Regions from separate parts of the Mus musculus genome. Here region 1 is linked to region 2. A link is a loop called in an ENCODE intact Hi-C map of the cell type or tissue named here. Cell type or tissue: left cerebral cortex. All regions are shown on one strand. Each heading gives the region's core, and the rest is flanking DNA. Links, peaks and the distances in the headings are about the cores only.

The links. Hi-C counts contacts between places; a loop is a spot of excess contacts. Peaks named below come from ENCODE experiments on the same cell type or tissue, not always from the same donor. Only the 100,000 strongest peaks of a DNase experiment are listed, where the experiment ranks them.
Region 1: it touches region 2 in a loop (15-fold over the local background); 3 of 42 quality-filtered maps call a loop at or near these places.

The regions. Positions count from the first base shown.
Region 1 is chr1:169,417,961-169,426,294 of GRCm38, reverse strand. No RefSeq gene overlaps it. Among named protein-coding and RNA genes, the nearest start is that of Gm34535, 41 kb to the left of the region's middle. In left cerebral cortex, for the core only: no CTCF peak of the experiment used is centred there; DNase peaks (open chromatin) are centred at 3,685, 4,393, 7,926 and 8,157; H3K27ac peaks cover 1,212 bases.
Region 2 is chr1:169,152,018-169,160,351 of GRCm38, reverse strand. All of the region lies in intron 2 of Gm39697 (a long non-coding RNA gene), which reads left to right. Among named protein-coding and RNA genes, the nearest start is that of Gm39697, 17 kb to the left of the region's middle. In left cerebral cortex, for the core only: a CTCF peak has its summit at 3,319; a DNase peak (open chromatin) is centred at 4,080; H3K27ac peaks cover 211 bases.

The sequences.
Region 1 (8,334 bases), core at 242-8,241, 270 kb before region 2:
GTTTTTGGACCTCCTCCTGGTCGAAGAAGAAGGCCCAAAACAGGGCCTCTCTCAGAAGCTGTGTTGCTTTGGCAGTTCCCAGAAGCTGTCAGCTTCTGTGGTGCAGACTCTCACCTGTGCAGACTAAAATCCTAAGTTCCAGGGAATCCTGGAACCTAGATGGTGACCGCTGCTCCTGAGGCTGAGGCCGTCTTCCAAGCCAGGCGGACACCTGTCCTCTGGTCCGGATGGTGGCCGGTTGTCTGTGGCCCGCCCAGGCTGCTGCCTCAGTGGCTCTGTGCTTCCGCCCGTCCCAGAAGCTGTCCGGTTCTCTGGCGCACCCTCTAACCTGTTCAGACTAATCTCCTAAGTTCTGCTGAGTCCCGGAACCAAGATGGCGACCGCTGCTGCTGAGGCTCTATTCTTTTTTTTTTTCTTTTTTTTTTTTTAATTAGATATTTTCTTTATTTACATTTCAAATGTTATGCCCTTTCCTGGTTTCCTCTCCAAAAACCCACTATCCCTTTGGCCCCTCCCCCTGCTTACCAACCCACCCACTCCCTATTCCTGGCCCTGGCATTCCTCTATACTGGGACATAGAGCCTTCACAAGAACAATGGCCTCTCCTCCCATAGATGACTGACAAGGCCATCCTCTGCTACATATGCAGCTGGAGCCATGGATCTCTCCATGTATACTCTTTTGTGGGTGGTTTAGTCCCCGGGAGCTCTGGGGGACTGGTTGGTTCATATTATTGTTCCTTCTATGGGACTGCAAACCGCTTCAGCTCCTTGGGTCCTTTCTCTAGCTCCTCTATTGGGGACCCTGTGCTCATTCCAATGGTTGGCTGAGAGCATCTACCTCTGTATTTGTTTCTTTATGTATCTTTCTTTCTCTGCTATATCTCTAATTCCAATTCCATGCATGTCAGACCATTTACTTAATATTGGTTCACTTATTATTGATAATCTGCACTCTGCAGTTGCATATCATAGCCCAAGCTGGCCCAGGCTCCCTCAGTATCTATTCACTCAAGTACTTGTGTTTCATCCCCAAGTACTCTCTATCCCCCTTGCCCTTCTTACTGAAGGAAAAAGGAAACAAAACGGAAAGGAAACATGAATGATCCTAAGTTTTGGCATGAAATGAATGAAAAAAGAAAAAAAGAGAGAGAGAGAAAGAGAGAGAGAGAGAGAGAGAGAGAGGAAGAAAGAAAGAAAGAAAGAAAGGAAGAAAGAAAGAAAGAAAGAAAGAAAGAAAGAAAGAAGGAAGAATATGACTGCTCCTATAGGTATGTTGTGGGAGAAAGTCTATTGTAGAAAAAAGGGAGAGTATAGTTAGAGGCAGGGACATGTGGGAGAGTCCAGAGTATATATACATGACCCTGGGCTGGACCATGTGGAAGAGAGAGGGGGAGAAGGGAGAAGGGAAAGAGGGAGACCAGGTGCAGCACCCAAGAGGCCCAAAGGTACAAAGCAAGAGCGTAAATGAAATGGTTGAATTATATAAGGAAGAACAGCAGAGCCTCCTGGGCTGGGGAGTTCATGATAGGGGGTGGAGTATGTTAATCAGCAGGGATTCAGAGAGAATCTGGTGACCTGGTGTGCTTTGATATGCACCAGGTAGGTACATAAATAGGTACCTTAGCCATTTGTCCCAGCTTTGAAACTTACACTTAACTCATCCACCATACTATCCCGCAGGCTGTTGCAGATCCCCTGATCTCTTTATAACCACAATCTTTCTACCCCTCTGCCCCACGATCATGATTCTATAGTATTATCATTCTTGCTGTTTTCTGCTATTCTTCTCTCTGCTATCAAGAGAGCCCTGGCCATGTCCAGTCTACTTCTTTCTCTCTCTGCTTTGGACTCTTCAAGATGCCTCTGCGCTCTCTCTCTCTCTCTCTCTCTCTCTCTCTCTCTCTCTCTCTCTTTCTGTCTCTCTCTGTCTGTCTCTCTCTGTGTCTGTCTCTCTCTCTGTCTGTCTCTCTCTGTCTCTCTGTCTCTGTCTCTCTCTCTCTGTCTCTGTCTCTCTTCCCACAATAGAAACCTTCTCCCCAGTGGAGTAGTCATTTTGGTGTTTTCTTTACTGCACCCCCATTTACAGTAAGGAATCAACACTATTTGTTGTTATGAAGTGAAATATATTTGAATTTGGCCTCCCCCAACCTAGTCTTCCTAATGTAGAGTTCCATCTAGGGCACTCTGTTTCATTTAGTCTTTCTGTCTCTTTTTCTTCTCTGGTCTGTGTTTATCTATCTAATTCCTTATGGTTTGGAGCAGGTCTGGCGTGTTTGAGTAATGTTTTCTTCGTAGTCATACATGGGGTATAGATTCTGAAAAGAAGACAGGAAGCCCAGAATCTCTTTCTAATGACATCACACACACAAGCCTTAATTATTTGGTTATGGTATGATTTAATCAGGATTCTGAAATTTAAGGTTAGAGTGGCTGCCCTTTCTGTACTCAAAAGTCTAGAAATCCATCACAAGGACAGACCATACTTGGACGTGACTGTAAGAGTCCTTGTAAGAGTTTGTACAGTAATTTCGTCTTCTCAGTCCCTGAAATTTCTTTTTCATTTATTTCTTCTTGATTCAATGTGCATTTTTTCCTTCTTCCTTGAATTTCTTCCATCTTTTACGGAAATGAAGACTAAATATATTGTTTTGTTCTCTTCCTTTAAATAATATTAAGCTTTGTTCTGGAAGACAACCATATCAAAGCTGATAGGATCCTCTGAAGTGGCCTTAGGCCACAATAAAGTGAGTGAAGTTGAAGTCACAGCAGTGTCTGAGGCCAAGCCCTGGTCACTGGGACGTGAAACTGAGGACCTTCCCTTCCCCCTTCCAGAATCTATAGCTTTAAAATCGTGTGCATTTAGGTTGGGCATTGATCTTCAAAAATTGCCTCTAGGGAAGGGACTGAGGAGGTATGGCGGTTTGAATGAGAAAGCCTCCCATAGGTTCATATATTTGAAGACTTGGTCCTCAGGTGGTAGAACTGTTTGGGAGGGACTACTAGGTGTGACCTTGTTGGAGGAGGTGTCAGTGGGAGCGGGATTTGTGCAGTTCCCAGTGTTCCTTCTCTGTCTTTTGGTTGTGGTTCATGATGTGAACTTACTGTTGTCCCTTTACTCTGCCATCATGGTCTCTCTGAACTCTCTGAAACCATAAGCTGAATTATAAGTTACCTTGGTCATGACGACTTATCACAGTGATAGAAAAGCAACCAAGATAATAGGTAAAGGTAGATCATAGTTGTCAGACTTGTGAGGAACAGTTTCCTGATCTCCAGCCACTTGCTCGGATATTAGTAAGCAAGTCAGCTACCCAGGTGGGCATTCATCCCTACTATGTGTAACAATTATCCTGCAGGTGGCCTAGGACTGGGTGCATGAGAAGGAGAGGAAACAGTTCCTCCTTTTGTAAAACTCGTGGCAAAGGGGTATGGTAGAAAATGAGTACAGAGGAATAGGTGGTGCATGATCATAGCAAGGGGAAGATAATATGCACAAATGAGCTAGGTATTGCTGGGGGAATCTCAGGTCCTATTGCCAGAGCTGGGAGAACAAGAGTCCATCACCCCCACTAACTCACTGGGCAATTTCTGCCTCATTTCGTTAGACAGAGGAGATTGTTACCAGAAAGCCAGGAAGGATATACCATCTGGGACTGTGTGAGCTTCCAGACAGATGGCTGACTCTTCCAGTTCTGTTTTATTTCTGGCTGTGGATCACACACCCCACAGCTAGCCTGTAAAAATAGGATGTGATGGGACACGGGATGTTGTCAGAGTGGGGTTTCTTTCTTTCTTCTCCCCTTTCTCTTTTTTTGAAACCTCTGGTAAAAATAAAACTTAGCAATCTTCTTGCTTTTATTGTTGTTGCCGTTAAGTCCTCAGTTGGAAATGTAAAGGAATGATGGGGCCATAGAACTGGATATGATGTACAGGCCCTGATCGAAAGCTACGTTAAACTTTAGGCTGGAGAGGGGGAGAAGGAGGGAGGGGAGGAAGGAGGAGAGGAGGGAGGGACAGAGTGAAAGACAGAGAGAGGGATGGACACACACACAGATAGAGAAAGAGAGAGAGAGAAGAGAGAAGAAAGAGAAGAGAGAGGAGAAAGAGAGAGAGAGAGAGAGAGAGAGAGAGAAAGAGAGAGAGAGAGAAAGAGAGAGAGAGAGAGAGAGAGAAAGAGAGAGAGAGAGAGAGAGAGAGAGAGAGAGAGAGAGAGAGAGAGAGAGAGAGAGAGAGAGAGAGAGAGAGGCTGTAAAACAAGCATCCTGGCCAGATTGGAGCTCTTCCCTGCCTTCTCTTCCACATTAGTCTTGCTTTCTCCCTACTCCTTAGCTGTTCCTGTCCCATGATGAACTCTCTCCTGGCCAGACAGGGATATACTGTGCCATGAGCAGAGCCTTTGCAGTCTGTCTGCTTCCTGCCTTTGCCAGACCCTGGGTTTTAATGTCTGGGACTTGAAGGTTTGGCTGGGAGGAGGTTCATATAAATGAGGATCCTTAGCTGCCAAGAGTTGTGAGAGTTAGGGCAATCACTCAACCTCCCTGCACAGTATAAGCCATTGGCTCGTTCAGTAAGCATTTATTGATGAAGTACTGCATTGGAGAGATGAAAAGAAGTAAAAGATGATTCCCTAAAGCCAATCGAGTCTACCAGAAAAGGTCTTGACACCAAATCCCGACTTACGAGCTATGTGATTTGTGACAAATGACTGAATAAATCTGTTCCTTAATTCTTTATCTACAAAAATATTTAATATTGCTGTTTCCCAAGCCTCAACTTCCATCTGTAACTCCTCTGTTAGTCCCAAACTTTGGAGTGCACACCAGTAGCCTGGCAGATGGGTCAAAATGCACATTTTCAGGCTCCTATGTAGTGTGCCAAAGAAGGGGCCCAGGAACCTGAATTTTTAACAATCCTGAAGAAAGAGGTCTCCAGTGGGTTGGATATTGATAAACCCTACATGAACACTTTTGCCTTTTGTACTTAGGTTTAGTCAATAATTTTAATTGTTTTTATGAACTCATATAACATTTCACTGAAGCCTGTAAATGCTACTGTGGACATATTAGCATTACAACAAGAGGAAGAAAGGAGTCAAGCCTGTAGTACTACCCACAAACCCATCTGTTCAACAACTGTATATTTTTTATAGTTTTTAATTAAAATATAATTATGTTGCTTTCTCCCTTTCCTCCCTCCAAGACCTCACAAAGCCCCTCCTTCTAACTCCTTTCATGTATGTAAACATCTATGTTTGGCCAGTGAACAAAACAATTAGTATGGAGATCCAGTGGATTTGAAATGCCAATAAAAAAAGTCCCATTAAAAGAGTGGCTAAATAATATAGGATAATAAAAACAGTAAGAGACAAGTCAGTAAAAGAAGCCAGTAAATGAAAGGGAAAGGTGTGAAGACCAGGGAAGCTGGGGTATGACTAGAATGCACTGTTAGTAGAGGTTTAAATACTCATTACTCTTATTGACGAGGTCATTTGGATTGCCTTAACAATGTGTAGCATTACTTCTCCATCCATAAATTGTGAATAAGAAATCCAAGCATATCTTATTCTGAGACTAACACACCACATAGCTTCATTATACAGTAAGCAAATATATCTTTCTACGTTTTATCTTTGATCAGGCCATAAAATGTTTGAGGGCATACTCATCTTTGTGGCCATACATGCTACTCTTCTCCTTACAGTGACAATACACCTGGACAAAGCAATTTAAGAAAGGAAAAACTTATTTTGGCTCACAGTTTAAGGGTGCAGTCTGAGTCTGTCACGGTAGGGAACTCACAGCAGTGGAGGCCTGAGGCCTCTGACTACATTGCATCTGCATTCAGGAAGCAGAAAGAGATGACCACTGATGGTCAATTCCTCTTCTGCATCTCGTGCGGTCTGAGGTCTTAGCCCACGGAGTGATGTGCCCCACCCCAACTAACCCAATCTGAAAACTCATCACAGACATACCTAGAGGGTTATTCAGTGTTTCTAGATTCTCCTGGGATGACAATATCCACTGTCCTAGCATCCTAAGCTTTTACCTGGGAGGTGTTTACTCAGTAAATGTCAGTAACTGATTTCCAAAGCCAGAAGAAGGAACATAAATGAAGGATGGGTTTCTGAATCTTACAGAACAGATCTTTACAGACCTTTTCAGAGCCATCTTCTATAGATTCAAATGGGAGATTCCCAAGATACTCTCAGGTAGCTAGAGGGTTTCTAGTAATGCTGGCTGTTTTTGTAATTTCCCTGACTTCTAAGCAGAATGACATCCAACATGAAGGCTTAGCTATCTGTCCTGCTTGGCCATTCTAAGTAAAAAAAAAAAAAAATGGTAGGAAGTTCATGGAGTAAGGTTAAAAATGGCTTTCTGTCTTCTGAGAAAGCTTTAAGTTCTGAATTCTAGCAATGTCATAAATTCCAAGCTGTACTCTCAATATGATGCTTAAAAGAAAAAAATGATTTCACATAAATATAGATAGGAATAGAAATCTCTGAATTCTAAACCAAAACGAAATTCCAGGCTAGAGTGGGGAATACTGCGTCATAGAAGCTGTTTCCTGGACCTTCTCATATAGACAGCAATGCAATATCTTACTCTGCTCAGTTATTCTTTACCCATGCTTTGGCTATCTCTAGCCATCCCTTGCTCATGTAAGATCTTGAGGAAGTTACCAAAGGCATTGGTAGGAGCTTGGATAATTTCAAAGTGTCCAGTAGATAGGTAGATCGCGATGATAATGGAAGCTTAAAATTAAAACATTAATGGTATTGTTCCCATAGTGCATGACAGCACAACTCTGTGGGACATATAGTCTCAGTACCCACTTAATTCATGGGTAAATAAAGGTTTAAGAAAGTGAAATAGCTTACCTAAATATAAACCAGGAGTTGATTTGGAGTATGGGTATCCTGTTATTACCAAAGCCCGAAGCTTATCAACTAAGTAGTGTTCATACTTTACACAGAAGGATGAGTGAAATTAGTGGATGATGACTGGGGTGGGGTAGAATAGAGTGTTCTCTATAGGGATTTATGCCACAGACACTAGAAAGGTGGAAGAAATGCACATGTCTCTCCTCTCCAAGCTTTTTAACTCCTGAGGAAAATGGAGGTGTATAATTGTCTCTCTGAATGCTACTATTTCAGCATCTGTTCCATGCTTGTTGCCTTTGGGATGCAGTCAGTGGCTTTAAGAGGCTAAGCCACGCCTGGCCTCAAGCACCACCTGATATCAGTGTCTTTGATGAGAGTTCATTTACTGATAAGGCAAGCTGGAGGGAATCAGAAAGCTCAGTCAGGGAAAGATCAAGGCCTGCATTAAGGAGGAAAGAAGCGTCAGTCACTCTGATAGGGAAATAGATTTTTGTGTTTCATTGCACAAGCGTGCACATATGCACTCAAAGCCTGCCACATTTCAAAGCAGCCTTCAATGCCCTAGTGTTTGCTCAGAGTGGGAGAGATCTGAGGCCTCTCAAAGGCTGCAGGTATGAAGCAATTCACACAGGACCTAGCCAACAACCCTCTCCTACCTCCTTTCTGTAAGGCTCTTCCTTCTTAGTCACCTGTGGTTTTGGTGGTACTGAGGAGGTAGCTCTGTGTGTGTGTGCGTGCGTGTGTGTGTGTGTGTGTGTGTGTGTGTGTGTGTGTGTGCGTGTGTGCACATTTAAATCCAAACTTAAAAGGAATGAGAGAAAAGAAGAAAAAGTGACAGGCCTAGACCAAAGCAGCAGTTATTCATAATGAATGGGGGAGTCATCATGAAAGAGCAGTCCCGTTAAGAAAAGCACATCTCGCAGAGGATGACAGCCCTGTGGATGCTGTTGAGGTTGGCAGCTTAAAAGGCCCTTCATTTCCAAGCCAGCAAGAGGCAGGGCAAGGATTTGATATACAACACGAGCTTTTTGTTCTCTCTCCGCTTCTCCCTTTTCCTCCTTCTGAATCTCATCTTGGCTGAGCCACGGCAAAACTAAATTAGAAAAACCTGCAGAGCATTGAGAGTCTAAATGAAGCACACAACCAATTTATCACCACGGAGCCCAGTTATCTAATAAGCCCCGTATGTAATAAATGTGCTAAGTGTCCACCTTGAACTTTAGCATACCCAGAAGCGGCCAATGGCAGGAGATGGGGAGTCCTTGACAAGGGGATGATGTCACACTCAGCCTGAAGCGCTCAGCATCTGGCTTACATCATTAGCTCTTAAGGCTGCCCAGCCAAGGTGGATGGTACCCAGGTCTCCAAAGGCAAGGGCAGCAATTGCCAAGAATTTAGAATTGAAGCAGAAGTCTGCCTATAGATAGTTTTGCAGTCTTGGAAAACACTGTG
Region 2 (8,334 bases), core at 191-8,190:
GCCACAATGTCAATAAAGGTTATGTCCTGCTTCAGAGAAAAAGGGGCCAAAACACCATTTAAGTAATTGCTTGGGGAGAAAAAAAAAACCACACACACATGCACACACACACATACAAAAAAAAACCCACAAAAAAACAAAAAAACAAGCTCTACTTGGAGGCAAGCAATTGCATTGTCAGGACAGGATTCACACATGGGCAGTATCTTCCCTTCTTTCTCTAATGAGTTGAAAGGTGGTCTTGGGGGTGATGCAGGGTGGGGGAAATGTGTGGGTCTATTACCAGGAAAATGGCTAAGACATAAGTGATGGCAAGTTGTGATTTTCCAGGTCCCATCCACACAGCATTTGGAAATCTACCAAGAATTCTTCTGTTACCATTTGACCCAGCTATAACACACCCCAGATGTCATAAAACTTCCTTTGAGGGTTTGACATGAAGCAGGGGGGAAGGGAAGGAGCCATCCCTGAGGAAACTCAACACAATGTGGCACTTGTTTTATTTTTCCAGTATTTTTAAATCCAGAATTTCACATAATACTATTTTTGCTGTAGCCCATGATTAGGCACTCTGGATATCTTAATCCTGGTCCAAGGAACAAAAGGTTCCAGAGGAGAAAGAATAAGAGGAAAGAGACACAGCATAAGGGAGTTGGAATGGCTGGGATAAATATGTGTGGATGCCGAGTGGTAAGTCATGAAAGAGCTCAGGAACAGTGACCATGGCAGTGTCTCTCAGCTGGAGCACAGTCCGGCTGCCATGCTAAGGTCCCCAGGATGACCCAGCACTCTCCTAGGCAACTCTGAATAGGAAAATAGCAGGAGCAAATTTACATTCCTGACAAATTCATTCGGATACCTGTGTGAAATTTGGATTAGAGATGAAGAACAGAAGCAGGGAGACCAGATAGAATGGTGTCGAATTAGACTTAGCAAAATACGATGAGCGTCCTAAAAAGGGAACTAGCAATAAAGACAGAAGGAAACAAGGAGATTTACATAGAAAGAGTTATGCGGACCGGACTAGTGAGACGATATGCTTGAGGGTCAGAGGAAGAAGGCTCTTGCTATAAGAAGACTTCTTTGTGTGAGCATTATATTGTGATGGCTCCAACTACAGAGAGCACCAGACTGAGGAGTGTTGCGCCTTGACTGACACCTTGACTAGTTCTAAACTCAGTAGGAGACAAGCTAGATTCAGTTAACTGAGTTGGGAGGACTCACTGTAACTAGGGGCAGGTCTCTATGAGTTGGGGGCCTAACTGCATACAAAGACAAAAGCTCTCTGAGCACTAGCATGAGTCAGTCTGTGCATCCTGACTGTGGCCCTAGTGCAACCAGTTATCCCAAGCTCCTAGCATTGTACCTTATCTGCGATGATGAACTGTGATCTTCATTTATCTCTACAACTTGTGAGAAATTTACCACAGCTGTGAGACATGGGAGTGAAGCAGAGTGGGAGAAGGAAAGACCCAGCCCTGGGTGGGTTTCAGTCAAAGTTTCAAGTAAATGCTTCCCCATTTCTAGAGCCAACTTCCAAATTCTTGCCTTGGTATCCAATCTGCAGGCACTGCTATACAATTCTACATCTGTAGGAGAAGCTTATTTGGAAAATGGGTGCAAAACTCAGTCTTTATTCCAAATGTGGATCGGAGTATGTGATTAAGATTCAATGAGAGTGAATTGCTGTCTGTTCTTTCTGGAGTGCAAAGCTTTCCTAGTGGAGCAATCTACTGTGGTCTGTAGGAGTAGTTTCTGAAAAAAAAAAAAGAGTCACTAACACCATATAACTGGAGTCTGAAGGCAGAGTTCACTTTTACATTAGTGAATTCACACATGCAAGTCTGAATAGATTTTTTTTTTCTGGAAAGGAAACGTGTTGCTGGGTCTGTTATCCACCTTCGTTACCTGGATTCTTCAATACAAGCAACAAGTAGTTGATAAGGTAACTGGGACAGAAAAGGAATAGTTTGGCTTCATAATCACACAGCAGGAAGGAGAGGAGTATGACTAGGTCTCATGTGTTGCAAGAACAGGGTTTGCAATCCATTACTCAATCTCTCCCACCACCTCCTTGCCTTTGCTGCTACAGTGCTCTTTGATGGACTTCCTTCAAGAGTTGGACAGGGCCCCTTGTCAGATCCCAGGCTTGAATTTAAGTCTTTCTACTAGAGAGGGTCTGTTTATTCCTTGCCCCATATCTTTATCTGATAAGTTCCAGCTCCCTGGGTAGACTATAATATTTTATAATCATTAGTAGGAACGCTGATTTGAAGAAGGGAAAAATTTCTGCATGCAAAGGACTAGGGAAACTAGATAATTCTCATAAAAAGTCAACCGACTCGACACAGCAATAGATGCACATGTAGTGGCTGTTACTCGAGGTTTGCAAAGCTGTGCTAATCTCAAACCTCCCTTAAGGGCAAGGGCAATATCATTGTATAAGCTTTGATTGCATCCTTGCTTTAGGATAGGAAACTGTGCAATGAGAGTTAGTGTACCGCACATGCAGAGTCTTCATTCCCTTTCCTGTGTGCTCACAGCATCATGGGCATGCATCTGCTAAGCCACTTTGCACAGTACCATTGGGCTATTATTTATGTCCTTGTCTCGTCTCTAGACCATTTAGCCCCCCTCCCCCAAGGTTGGTGGCTGGTGTCATCCTCATGTTCCTGTGTCCAGCATCTGACACAGAGCTTGGCACATTAATATGGTGACATCTTGCTGCCCACCAGAAGAGAAAAATGTTATTAGCACTGGTCACAGGAGAAGCAAGATTTTCAAACACTGTCGAAGGAAAAAATATTTTCATTGAACTTCAGATAAAGAATTTTACTAAAGATGAAATTAAAGGCCAACACAGTGTTTTTCTTAGGTTTGTAAACGCAGCTTCTTTTGGAGGCCAGGCAGAGACAGACTCCAAATTCAAACTCCACCTCAGCATGGCCTGAGACTCTCCCCACCCCCACTGAAAAAAATTAACATGTAATAAGAGGGCAGGGCATATAACTTAGCAGATGGCATTGTCCTAGTCTCCATGAGACCCTGTGTTTAATCACTCCCCAGTACTATAAAAATAATAAAAAAAAAGTTACCCCTGAACTCCCAGCAGCCCTCTCAGTGGTCTTTACTGTTTACTGACTGGGACTGGAGAGCACTGGAGAGCACTGGGGAGCACGGGAGTTCAGTGGGTAAGAGCACTTTTTGTGCTTGTGGATGACTCTGGTTCCATTTCCAGTACTCTCATGGTGTGGCTCATGACTGTTTGTTAACTCCAGTTACGATGGATCAGACCCCCTCTTCTGGCCTCTACAGGTACTACATACACGAATCAGATAAAATACCCCTCCTACACACACAATAAAATGAATCTTTTCTTTCTTTAAAGAGAGAGATTTAATATTGATTAAGAAGATAGAACTATTTAAAATGGAGGGCGGCAGTGGTGGTCCATGTGTTTTGCATATGGATGCTACTACTATCCTTGATATATAAATAAGGTGACATCAACAAACTCCCATCTTCCCAGAGCTGATTTGGAACTCAGCGTTCTTTGTCCTTCCTCCATACCCTTTGTTTGAACAGCCCGAAGTTGTGAATCCACTGACGAGTGTCTATGGTGCATCTCGTGATGGAAATATTTCCAAAGCAGGTTGAAAAGCAGATCAGACTCCAATTTTCTTAGCCTCATCAATACCTCATACCCAGTACAGCTAATGATCAAGCAGAGGCTGACGTATGCCTTTGCACTGTCCCAGGATCTCACTGTTCCATGCACACCTTCATTGAAATAACTGGGAGAATGGTGACAGCATCTCTTTTATGGAATCTGCAGTATTTCTGGTTTATTATAAAAGGCCACTGACTTGTCCCCCTTCCAGTCCCAAAGGTTCAGGATCTAAGGAGTGAATCTGACTTGATCAATGGTTCAGCTTGCACCACTCTGAGGAGCCTGTCATATGTAAGAGCAACACTCAGATGAAAAATCTTAGCCATATGAAGATTCCTAGTTTTAGTCCCAAAATAACTCCTGGTGTTGTTGGCTTTTCTCCCTCATCTCGTTACCATCTGGGGTTTGTGTGTGTGTCTGTGTGTGCACACTCATGGGCAATAATACCTCCTCCCCGCAATCTGGCAGGCACAGACACCCGCCTTCTACCTCTCCTGTATTCCTGTACTCATACAACCAGGGATGCGGAAAGGATTTCAGATGAACTGAAAACGCCCGAGGTCTGCCTTACTGCTAAAGATTTCTACATGTTCTTCATGCCTGCCTTAAAAAATAGAGCCAGCGGTGAAGGTGGGATTAAATTTGGTCTTTAGGCAGAGGCTGGAAAGACTGGGAGCAACAGGAATTCATTTGTGAAGGACTGGGCTGAATGTGCATTCCTGGGGCTGAAGCTGATGTGTGCACGTGCTTAATGGCTTGGGGGCTGCAAACAGTTTGGTAGAAACTTGACAACTAACTCAAACCACAGCCTGTTTTCTTTTGACTTCAGGAAACTTCCTTGCTTTACGTTTCTTTGGTTTAGAAATGACCTGGGCGTTGAACTAATTAAAAAAATAATTTAATACGTAGGAATAAATCCTATGCTAGTTGAGACCTTGTCAGCCAATTTCAACCTGGAGAGCAACCTTAGAACAGAACAGTAAATCTTTTCTAATAGGGGCTTCCAGATCCACTATATCATAGGATACTTTTGCATCCGTGTCAGGGAGCACAATTCACCTCACCAACTGCCCTCACAAACTTCCTGAAACTAGACGGGCTTAATAAGGAAGAAAACTGGTTGGGGAGAGAGAGCTAGATTGAGGAATTGACAATGGGGAGGGGGGACGCTCTGGGGAGTAGTGGGGAGGGGGCAGGGATCCAAGAGAAGTGAACAGAGGAAGTGGAGAAGGAAAGTAAAAGCCACTCGCCCTTCTCTCCTCCTCTTGGGAAACTGACAGACTTGAACGGGAAGCAGCATCCTAGTATTTATTTCAGAAAACAGGTCAAAAAAGGGATAACACAGGGGAAGAAAAACCAAGTCAAACTGTTGCTGATAGCCCTGGGGCAAATTGTATTTGATGTTAATTCTGTTCCTCTGTGAGGGGCTGCAAACAAGGAATGGCACTCAGGTGATTTCCTGTAATCCTTCCTCCCACCTTAATTTATAAAGAAAGGCTAGAGCCAGTGATTGGGCAGAGAAAGAGGGGAAGGTAGAGCTGAGGGGTGAGGGAGAGAGAGAGAAAGAGGATGACAGAGGAGGAGGAAGAAGGAAAGTGGAGCAGAAGCACCTCCCTGGAGAAACTTCAAGTTCTAAGGGGTCTCTTACATGGGGAAGATGGTAGTGTAGTGGTAGATCTGCCCAATCTAGGCGCACAGCATGTATTCATATTAATTGAGTTGTGTTTTCATTGCCCAGGTTTATTTGGGTTAGAGATTTACTGCAATACCAAACCAATCATTCAACCAACCAACCAACCAACCAACCAACTAACTAACCAACCAACCAAAAAAATACCAAAACAACCCCTACAATACAAGCAAACAGAACAAAACAAAAGCAAGGAGAGACATGAAGCAGAAAGGCTTTGTTCCTGAGATGGGAAGTCCACTTGGGTGAAGACAGGATGTGCCACTGTTACTTCTGGGCTGTGCCACTGTGCCTTGGGCCAAATTTGCTTGACGTGTGTGTGTGTGTGTGTGTGTGTGTGTGTGTGTGTGTGTGCGCGCATGTATGTGTGTGTGTGTGTGTGTGTGCGTGCGTGTGTGTGTGTGTGCATGTATGTGTGTGTGTGTGTGTGTGTGTGTGCATGTATGTGTGTGTGTGTGTGCGTGCGTGCGTGCGTGCGTGTGTGTGTGTGTGTGTCTGTGTTTTGGAAGAAAGCTCTATGCTGGATAGTGTTCACAGAGTACTCTTGTTGGGGGTACCCTTATGAAATGAAGGGTCACCTCACAGGGAAATACTGTGGGGAACTAGAATTATGAGCCATTAGAAAGTTCCATGTCTCTGTAACTCCTTCCAAGGGTGTTTTGTTCCCACTTCTAAGGAGGGGCATAGTGTCCACACTTCAGTCTTCATTTTTCTTGAGTTTCATGTGTTTAGGAAATTGTATCTTATATCTTGGGTATCCTAGGTTTTGGGCTAATATCCACTTATCAGTGAGTACATATTGTGTGAGTTCCTTTGTGAATGTGTTACCTCACTCAGGATGATGCCCTCCAGGTCCATCCATTTGGCTAGGAATTTCATAAATTCATTCTTTTTAATAGCTGAATAGTACTCCATTGTGTAGATGTACCACATTTTCTGTATCCATTCCTCTGTTGAGGGGCATCTGGGTTCTTTCCAGCTTCTGGCTATTATAAATAAGGCTGCTATGAACATAGTGGAGCATGTGTCCTTCTTACCAGTTGGGGCATCTTCTGGATATATGCCCAGGAGAGGTATTGCTGGATCCTCCGGTAGTACTATGTCCAATTTTCTGAGGAACCGCCAGATGGATTTCCAGAGTGGTTGTACAAGCCTGCAATCCCACCAACAATGGAGGAGTGTTCCTCTTGGACACACAAACTTTATATGCCCCAGAACAGGGGAACGCCAGGGCCAAAAAGGGGGGGTGGGCGGGTAGGGGAGTGGGGGTGGGTGGGTATGGGGGACTTTTGGTATAGCATTGGAAATGTAAATGAGCTAAATACCTAATAAAAAATGGAAAGAAAAAAAAAGAAAAAAAAAGAAAGTTCCATGTCTCAATTGCTGACATTGAAAATATTCACTGGAGCTGGGCAGTGGTGGCGCATACCTTTAATCCCAGCACTTGGGAGACAGAGGCAGGAGGATTTCTGAGTTCCAGGCCAGCCTGGTCTACAAAGTGAGTTCCAGGACAGCCAGGGATATACAGAGAAACCCTGTCTCAAAAAAAAAAAAAAAAAAAAAAAGAAAAAAAGAAAAAAAAAGAAAAGAAAAAGAAAAGAAAGAGAAAGAGAAAGAGAGAGTATATTCATTGGACACTCTTTAGGTGAAGGCTTCATCTATGTGCAAGAATGGATATGAAGGAGAACTGGGCAACTCTTGAATAAGTTATATGTAAAGATGTTGCTAATCTAGGAGGCAAATCTAGGAGCTAGGGGAAAAGAAAATGTAGACATTGAAACTCCTAGGCCGAAAGAAGATAGCCTTATGATAGCCTTACTGAAATGATAAAGACTGAGTATGAGCCATCATTTCCCTTGGCAAAATCTTCCATTGACCTGGTGAGAATGACATAAGGACATTTCCTGATTCCACCATTGTCCTCCAATAAGCTGTGACATATTAGTTTCATTCTTATACGTTACTCCAGGTTCCCACGTCATAACAAAGCATTCTAATTCAGCTCAAAGGAAGTGTGACTGCCAACCATAACAGTTAAGGACAATAGATTCAGATTCTTGCATTTTCAGTAACCCCAAACACATTCTAATCACATTCAAACCAGAACTACTAGAATTTGTTGCCAGGACAGTAAGGACACAGGAGTATTTTCAAATACTAGGTTTTTCTGTCATATCAGTGGGTCAAATGAATTGCAAACAATCAGTTTCTGGAAAGCCAAGGATGAAGTCACTTTACAATTCGACAATATGATTCTTAAGTAGTTATTAATTTTGGAAAGTTCTACTTCAAACATAAGTGACACATGAACAGAATGCACAGAATGCACAGATACCAGCTGCTCCCCCAGAGCCTATTGAAGAAAGTTCTTGAGTTCACTAATCTATAAGGTATCAAGTTCATAAGCTAACAAGAGGGTGCTGGTGGAAGTGGAGGGGACATTCTCATATTAATGGCAGAGTAAACCTTCCTACACTCCTGAGCACATGAATTAGTTTTGACCATAACCTACAAATCATGGTGAGATGTATTTGCTTGGTGTTTGGACCTCAATAAGAGACTTGCTTTAGGGTGACAGAGGTGAGAGGACCCCTTGTTTCACAAAGGGATGAGTCAAACTTAAGAGGGCTCTTCAGTCATGAGACATGCTGGTGTCTCAGTGACACAGATAGTCTCATATCTTCTACGAACTCTATCCTCTCCTTAAATATTCTTTTCATTGATGAAGGAGAAAGAGTGGGCTTCAGAAAGGAAAGACAAGCAGTGTATCACTTAGAGGTGAAATGGACAAGGTGAGCCTTTGCCAGGAGCAGCATATAAACTTCAAATAATTAATATGTTATCTTCTCTAAGATCAAGTTAAGCACTTAAGGAAGACATAGAGAAGACATTAAAGGAGGAAAGATATGGAGGAATAAATAGCTTCTTTGATGATATTTTGTCAAAGTAAAATTTAAAAAATTTTATATTTTAT